2 separate regions of the Homo sapiens genome follow, and region 1 is linked to region 2. A link is a contact called in ENCODE Hi-C or POLR2A ChIA-PET data. All regions are on one chromosome and are shown on one strand. The core of a region is the stretch at or near the end of the contact, and the rest is flanking DNA. Distances in the headings are between cores, read along the strand shown. Region 1 overlaps ZNF618 (zinc finger protein 618). Region 2 overlaps ZNF618 (zinc finger protein 618).

What was found. A loop is a pair of places that touch in the nucleus more often than their neighbours do. ChIA-PET counts read pairs that join two places held with the same protein, here RNA polymerase II (POLR2A). Pooled maps may share reads with other maps.
Region 1: a pooled map shows a loop between it and region 2 (2.0-fold over the local background). The contact joins two enhancer-like sites. A Hi-C loop is called at or near these places in 4 of 168 maps with a recorded cell type or tissue (Right ventricle myocardium superior, ascending aorta, endothelial cell of hepatic sinusoid and 1 more) and 3 of 50 pooled maps. POLR2A ChIA-PET finds 5 or more read pairs at or near these places in 5 of 52 experiments (AG04449, BJ, HEK293 and 2 more).

Annotation. Positions count from the first base shown.
Region 1 is chr9:113,962,221-113,966,029 of GRCh38, forward strand. The region is part of intron 1 of ZNF618 (zinc finger protein 618); the gene reads left to right. Among named protein-coding and RNA genes, the nearest start is that of ZNF618, 88 kb to the left of the region's middle. RefSeq lists enhancers at 1,797-2,297, 1,936-3,313. Within about 2 kb of position 2,176, at least 2 of the 41 ENCODE cell types and tissues checked have a DNase peak (open chromatin) inside an H3K27ac peak, as active enhancers do.
Region 2 is chr9:113,911,649-113,916,029 of GRCh38, forward strand. All of the region lies in intron 1 of ZNF618 (zinc finger protein 618), which reads left to right. Among named protein-coding and RNA genes, the nearest start is that of ZNF618, 38 kb to the left of the region's middle. Within about 2 kb of position 1,928, at least 6 of the 41 ENCODE cell types and tissues checked have a DNase peak (open chromatin) inside an H3K27ac peak, as active enhancers do.

The sequences.
Region 1 (3,809 bases), core at 926-3,425, 51 kb after region 2:
GGAATCTTCCTTGACTCTTTCTTTATGTCATACCCCACATCTAATTTACCAGCACCAACCAGTATATTCAGAACTCAACCTTTCCTCACCCTCTTCAGTCCCTGCCACCATCATCTTTTCCCTGGACTGCTCCGTAGCCCTGCCAGCCTTCTGTTTCCCCCCTGGCCTCATGGTCTCCTTTCAACACAGCAACCAGAGTGATCTTTCTAAAATGTAAGTCAAAGTATGTCACTTTGCCAAAACCTTCTAGTGGCTTTCCAGAGTAGAAGCCAAGGCTCTTCGGTGGCCTGCAAGGCTCTGCATGAGCTGACCTCCCATGATCTCTCCTCCTCTTGTCCTCATGTACTCTGCCCCAGGTATCCTGACATTCTTGCTGTTTGCCAAGCACACCAGGCATGCTCCTGTCCTGGGGTCATTTGCACTGGCATCCACTTTGCCCCAGACACCACATGGCCAACTCTCTCACCCTCTTACAGTGTTCACCCAATGATGCCTACCCAACTACCCTACTTAAAATTGCAGCCTGTGGCTCCTCCCTTGTCCCCAGCATTCCTGACCACCCTATCCTTCCCTGTTCATGACTCCCCCGCCTCCCCCACACACCATAGAACTGATTACTTTCAAGCATGCTATATGTTTTACTTATTTATTACGCCTAATGTTAGCGTCTCCCCCCACTTGAATGTAATTGCCACAAGGGTATAGATATATCCCAACTGCCTAAAATGATGTCTGGCATGTAGAAGGAGCTTGATAAATGTTTGTTGGATGAATGAGTGAATTTTCCTTATTTGAGTCTTGTGCCTCAGTGGAGGAGACAGAAAGTTACATGTTAAGTTTTGGGGATTCACTGGCTTTTGGAAAGGAAATAGATATATAAATAAAGCTTGAGTTGTTTCAGACCAACTGTCCTCTAAATATTAGGGGACATAGAATCATCCTCTGGGCAGGTCCTGGGTTGGTGGGTGCTTCTTGCAAGCGCAGTGCCCCCTGCAGGCCTCCAGGTTAAATGCACTTGGTTGCACCCACTGCCGAGGTCACATATCTTCCTGCAAGGTTAATTGTACCAGCTGGTCGTTTAAAACAATGTTGATGTTTGTACTAACATATAAAAATATATGAAATATGTATTATGGTGTCGTATGTATTTGGTAGTTTGAATGTAATATTCAAATGTATTGGTAAGAATTAGTAAGCTACAAGACTTCAAAGGGCATTTGAGCATGCAGAGAAACTCCCATTTCTCTCTGGGTTCATGTTCATGCTTCCCTTCCATAAGGGTGCAGAGAAGCCTGAAAAATACTGACCACTGGGCATTCAAAATTGTCCCCTAGTGGATTTGACGTCATCCACCCAGAGCCCAGCAGAGTACTTGCCACATAGTAGGTTTCCAAGAACTATCTGCTGAGTGAATAAAGGAATGATTAATTATTTGAGGTCAATTGATATATTTCATTCAAGCATGATTGCCAATGCACCATTCATCTAAGCAACCTCATTGTCAGTATTTTTTTGAGAAACAATCATAATTAACAGATTCAACTATATTTGCCGAGTATTTGCCCTGTGCCAGGCCCTGAGCTGGGTGCTGGTGACATGGTCATGTGTGGGATGTGGCCTTTGGAGGAGGGGCAGCACACACCCTGGGGGGTGACAGACGCTTCAGGAACTGCAGCCCCAGTCCCAGTCCCGTAGAGTTGGTTGATGTCTGCGTGTCAGCAGTGTTGGGAAAACAATGAACAGGGACAAATTAAATCTAGCTGGGGGAGGAGGGAGCCATTCAATTCTCTAGAGACCAAGTAATTTTTGAGTTGCGGTGGGGGAGGAAAAGGCAAAATCCTAATTATAGCACTGTGAAAATGTGCTGCGCCAGGTCCATCTTGAGCTTGGCTAGCTGAGGCGCCATCTTGGAAATGCCCCCTCCAAGATGGCGGCCCCCTTCTAACCTCACAGAGCTAGGGGGACTGTGAGGCCCCCACATTTGTGGCAGCACCTCAGCCTCCCCGAGCCTCAGGCTCGGTTCTCTTATCGAAGAAAGGCATTTCATTCTTCGAGATCAGGCAGCCAGGACCTAAGGAGCTGTTTTTCCTCCATTGTGCAAGCATGACAAATCATTAATTTTTGATTGATTTGCTTAGAATTATGGGCGCCCCAGCATTCTTTCCGCCGCTGAACAGCTGTATAACAAATGAATATATCAGTGAGCACAAAAGATTGGAGATCTAAGAGAAGCAATTACATTGGCCACCCTCCCCCACCCTCACCGCTTCCCGGGCAATGAAGGGAGGAAATTTTTACCAGAAATTCCTCAAGTGGCTTAAAAAAAAAAATGCCATTTTATAATTGAATTAAATCTTTATCTCTTCATCTTTTGCAGCAGGTTTTTCCAAACACACAGCGGTTCCCCACGTGCTTGGGTTCTATCCATCCAGGAGGAATCTTTAATAATGAAATTTCAACTTGTGAGAATTAAAACCAAAATGAAAAAAAGGAAAAAAAGAAAAGAGCAAATTCTACCCCTCCTTTCTGCTTTTTTTTTTTTTTTTTTTTTTGGTTGCTGCTATTCCTTTAAGATTTTGGAACCGTACCAGTGCACTAAATGTGACCTCCATAACTTTTAAATTAAGAATTTATGCTGGCTTGAAATTTATGAAATATTTCAGCATGAAAGAAAGCCTTTTTCCCTCAGGAAAATTGAGCAATAAATCACAGCACTGTGGATTTACTGCCCTAGAGCCAGCGAGAGATAGGATTTTTTTTTTTTTTTGCTTCATTCTGAAAAAAAAAAAAATGTAATCATATAAGACAGCTTAGCTGCTATCCTCCCACTCTCTAGAATTTTTAATTTCAGCTGTTTCTGCTTGGATTTATTTCCAATATTCCTGCTCGGCTTTTCAATTTCCTCAGTTATTAAATTTTAATTCAGTGCATTAGCATTTAAATTAAAAAAGGGTTTATTTTATCGAAATCGTTGGCCAGCCCCCATCCTGGAGCACACGAATTGCCTGTTTCTGCCATTTGCACAAAATGTGAAATGCAGCTAATGTCTTACAACTTACATTTGCACAAATTTAGAAATAAAATTTCTGGGTTTGGAATAATATTTTCTTTCCAAGAAAACCCTTAATAAGAGAATGGAAAAGAACAACTTCACATTCATTTGGGAGGGAAGAGGAGGGTCGAATGAAACCAAAAATAGCCTTGCCCAGGTCCTGAGGGGAAACTGGTGAATAAGGAATGGGTGGGGCTGGGAAGAGGGGACAGGCACCCTTATTCGGGGCTGGAGGGCTTAGATACACCTTCACCCCAGCTTTACGAGAGTGAGAAGGAGGATCTCACTGGGGTCCTCCTTATTTTATTTGTCATAGAGGAGTCTGGTTTTAAGGTTGGGTCAACTCCACATGGAGTGGGGGAGATGACCTGATTTAACCTCCTTCTCCGCCCCCATTTTTTACCTATGGAGAATCTCAGGTGCAGAGAAAGGAACGAGCTTGTCTGAGGTTCAAAATGAGACTCAGAGCCAGGGAAACAAGCTACATCCTTAAGGAGCACACAGTCCAGTGGCGGAAGATGGTGGAACAACAGCAGCTGCAGTGGGAGTTTCCATTACCTGAGTAATGACTATGTATACCAGGGCTGCGCTTAGTACTTTAGTGACATTACTGTCATTCTGGCTGCACCGTTGGAGAAGGCCTTCGGGCTGTGTGGTCTGGTGGCCACTCATGAGATGCCGACTTGCAGCTTGGGATTCGGGGAAGGCCTTGAGGCAGAAGACCCATGGTCCACCCCAGGCTGGCTCTGCGACTCGT
Region 2 (4,381 bases), core at 678-3,177:
AATAGGTGGGATGGATACAAATTCTCTCCTGATTTTTTTAAAAAAGCTCAACATTATAAGATTCCTGTTTCCCAGTGTTATTGCAAGCCTTGAGGGTTTTGACTGCGGGTATTCCATGAGGTGGCTGTACCCTCGACAGCCCAACAGTGGCCTGTTTTGGGGGATGTTTTGCTATTTACAGGTTTTCCTTATTGTAAATATTGCTGAAAAGAATATCTTGTAAGTGAATTCATTTTCATGTTTTAGATTGTTTCTCAGACTTTTCAATCTAGAAGGAGTCTTGTTGATCACCCAGACCACTTCTTTAGTGTTAGCTTGTCCTAGAACGCGAAGGAGGGCCTGAAACACAGATTGCTGGGCCCCACCCCCAGAGATTCTGATTCAGCAGGTGTGGGCGGGGCCTGAGAGTCTTCATTTCTAATAAGCTCTCAGCTGGTGCTGATACTGCCACCGACCACACTTTGTGTGGCAGGAGCCAGCCTCTGCTTCAAGGGAAGTTGAGGCTAAGGAGATTGGAGGAATGGTGAGGAGTGGCCATTTCCCAGCCAGACCAGTGAGTGGCTCCCATGCTGGGGCACTGATCCCACTCTTGCTGCCCCTGTCCCCTGAGAACATACAGGAGAAGGCAGCATTCATCTACACAAAGGGATCTCCTCCATTTAAATTTGATTAGGATGGGATTAGGATGGGATTTCAGCAACTCAGGCCTGGCAGATGCAGGCAGCAGACGTGTGCTTAGTGCTGGGATATGGGTGGGGCCAGGGTAAGAGCCAGTTTAGGAAAGAAACTGTCAGAGAATATGGTGAATCATTTTAAATGTGAGTGAGTGACAGTCTTTCTAGGATGCAAGGGGTTAAGCAGGCAGCAGGCACAGCCTCCCCGGAGCCAAAGGGGGAACTCAGGAGTAAGTCGGGACTGCCTAATTAATTCAATTAAACTATTTTATAAGCTCTGCTGGTGTCAGTAAATTGTTAAAGTCTATTAAAAAATCAGTGGAACGTGATGAGGGTTGGGGATGCCACATCACCTTCCTAGAGTTCCTCCCCTCGTCTTCCTCCCCTGTCGTGGGATGCACCAAAGGAGGGATGGGAAGGTGTCAGAGGCCCTGTCTGGTGCTGCCACTGACCTCTGTGGGTGCCAAGACAGATCCCACCCCCCTTGGCCTCATTTTCCCCATCTGTACAGTTAAGTGATGGACCAGCGCTTTAACATCCCTTTAGCAACAGTTACGAGGATTTTCTGATCTCTTCTGGCCTGGGCTGTTTTGTACCAGGGAACCTTGGGCCTTCAAGAAAACCCTCCAAGGTCAGAGGCGGCTGTTACTCCAGACATTCTGCTTGGTCTCTGCTCTTCCTTCACAGCAAGTTCATCTGGACAGTTTCCAGGGGCAGCTGTCAGGGCAAGTGATCTATAAGGGAGGTTCAAACTCTGGAAACGGGAGAGTGAGCAGAGTGGATTTCACCAGGAACCGCTGCCACGTGTAAGAGCTGCTTTCTCTAACGCCTGTGCTGAGTGAAGGGAAGCTGCCCCTAGAATCTCACTCAGTGCCCACCTGCCCACACGCAGGGAGGTGGTATTCCCCCCTTTTACAGATGAGGATACTGAGGCTCACAGGGTTGAAGCGATCTCAGTGTTAACTGGTAAGTGGTAGAGTTGAGATTTGAATTCAGGATTGCTGTCCCTCAAAGTCTGTGCGGTTGACCGCCTTCTTCTGCAGATAGATTTAACATAAAGCTACATCCCCCTGACAAACCCTGCAATGTGCAGCATTGGAGTCACGGGAAAGAAAACACTAGCAATGTTCTTTAGCCAGTATCCAGTTGTGAGGAACCTGCAGGAGGGGGCGACAGCCCTACCCTTGGAGGTATGAAAGCAGTTGCTGGCTGACCACTAAGGCAGGCCTCTTAGAGCCAAGATCCTGCAGCTCTGGGCCCAGCTGTTGCTTCATACTTTTCAGCAGTTTATGCCAGGCTTGGGAACTTGGCAGATATCACTCCTTGGTTCTTGAACACTGCAGTCAGTGTCTATCTTTGGTCAGATCTTGTTTGGCTAAACCAGTAGGGCAGGCAGCAATGGTCTTGAGGGAGGGAGGGTGGGTGCTGTGGAAAGACTGTTGTCTTGGGTTTGAGGGTAGACTTAATGAGCTGTGGATCTTTGGCAAGTCCCTTTCTCTCCTAATCTTAGAAGTTGAGGCTTGTTGCCCTTACTTCTGAAATGTGGCTCAGGCTGTATGCTCCACGGGGACATGGGAGAGGAAGGTGGAGGTGAATTGAGGGCTAGATAAACCTGTGAATGGAACACACTGTGTCTTAGAAATTCACAGTGGCCATTGGGTCTTTAAAGGCTCTGAAAAGTCCTGCAGCAAAGAAAATAGATGAATTTTGTTTATTCAGCCTCCCCCAACCTGGACCACCCTTTCCCCCTCTAAGCACACTTTTTATTTAACATGCTGCTGGCTAATATAAGGAGACATGAACACTGAGTTATTACCCCAGGAGAGAGCTGCTTTTTAAGGCGGTTGCTCCCCCGGTTCTTTCTGTGATGAGAACACCCTTTCTGTAAATGGGATAAATTGGCCCTTAGCAAGGTAGTGTCTAAGTCTTCTAAGTCGGGTTTCCTTAAACCAAAGTCCATGTTTGTTCCAGGATCCCAGAGGCCTGCCAAATTCCAAGAGCCTCTTTTGGTTCCCTCTGGCAGCCAGGCCTTCAAGACGCAGGATATAGGCACCTTGGGGCTCTCCTCACGTGCGCTTCTCTGTAGAGCCATTAATCTCAGAGCCACTAAGCACTGAAGCAGAAGAACCCATTGGGTGGGACTTTAAAGTTGCCTCAGTGTATGCAACAAAATCCCAATCATTCGGAGTTGCCGGTTTATGATTTTGTAAACTGCAGTTGACCTTTCCAAAAGATTTGCTAGGGAAAATGCTAGTGTAAAGAAGATCTTCAGGGGAAGAGCTCTAAGGTGTGTAAGGAATCATTCTATTTTTAAGCCTTTTGAATGCTCCCATTGGAATATAAACACTATGCTAATTATAAAAACATCTTTTCTGTTCCAAACGGGTGTAACAAGATAGAGAGGGCTGGGTAGGGGAAGGGAGGAGTGTTTAAACAGAGGTTGAACCAGAGATCAAACACCATCTGGCCACAATAGTTGCTCATCTTTAAAAATTCTGATGTCCCACCTGTTTTGACAACTTGGATGTAACAGTCAGTAGGAGCGAGCTTGACTGGCCCCCTCATCTTCCCAGCACTGGCCTCCAACCTGACTGGCTCATGAAACTTACCTGCATAGCCCCTGATCCTTTGAAATTTGCACCCCTGTCTAAGAACAGTTTTCTCTAATATTTTAAGGGCACAGTTAGCATAAAATTGCTCATTTTCTCTTCATTTAACTATAGAGGGAAAATCTTCTACCTTACTTAGCAAAACTTTCAAAGATAAACAGTTTTAGCAGCAACTGACCATTATTGAGCACCTACTATGCATCAGGCTTTGTGCAAGGCGCTGGAGTTTGGCCTCCATGTAGCTTGCTGCCTGCTATGGTCGGCATCACTGAGTGCATCTGAGGTTGCTTTCTAGCCACCAGCCAGGTGTCACTCAAAGCTTCTGCCCTGCCTGTCGTATGGTGGACCTCAGCAGAAGATTCTGAAATAGTGGAAGTGGTTCTTGCTGTTGACATCCGCTACTGTCAAAGATGAGATGAAGGACTAGATGAGCCCCTGAGAAGTCAGGCCGTTGGTTCCCTTTGAGCTTTGTGGATGCCAAGGTGAAGGGGTGGAGGAACTGGGGGGAGACTGGTGGCTTGAGGAGGGTCAGGGACACCAGCTGGAGGAGGTGTGCAGGCTTGTGGGTAGTTAATGCTGAGATTGGTAAAGGGGAAAGATAAAGCCATCCGAGACTCTAAGGAAAAGGTAGAAAGATTCTAATTAGCCAAGGCTTTGTATGCAAATGGCATTTCAAGATGCTTAAAAATACCTTTTGAGGGAAGCTGAAAATATTAGGTGGTCTACTTGAGCAGGGAGTATTTGGGGAGTGGTGGGACATAAAAGGTGTGTGTGGGGTTTCTGGGGGAAGGAGGAAAGGAGGGAGGGATAGAGAGAGGTAGATGGATGGACAGATAGACAGACAGACAGATACTAGCTATTCTTGTGGACGACCCTGTAAACCAGGTAGAGAATTTTGCTAACCAAGGAAATGAATAATCCCCATGAGGGCACAGCCTGTGTTTGCTTTATTCATTACTATGTCCTCTGTTCCCAGCAAGGGCTAGACATAGTAGATGCTTATTAAATATTCGTTGAGTGAATGAATAATGATAATTATAGTATTTATCACATTTATCTTTATGGCAGCAGCTATATAAGGAGATAGTATTATCTCTT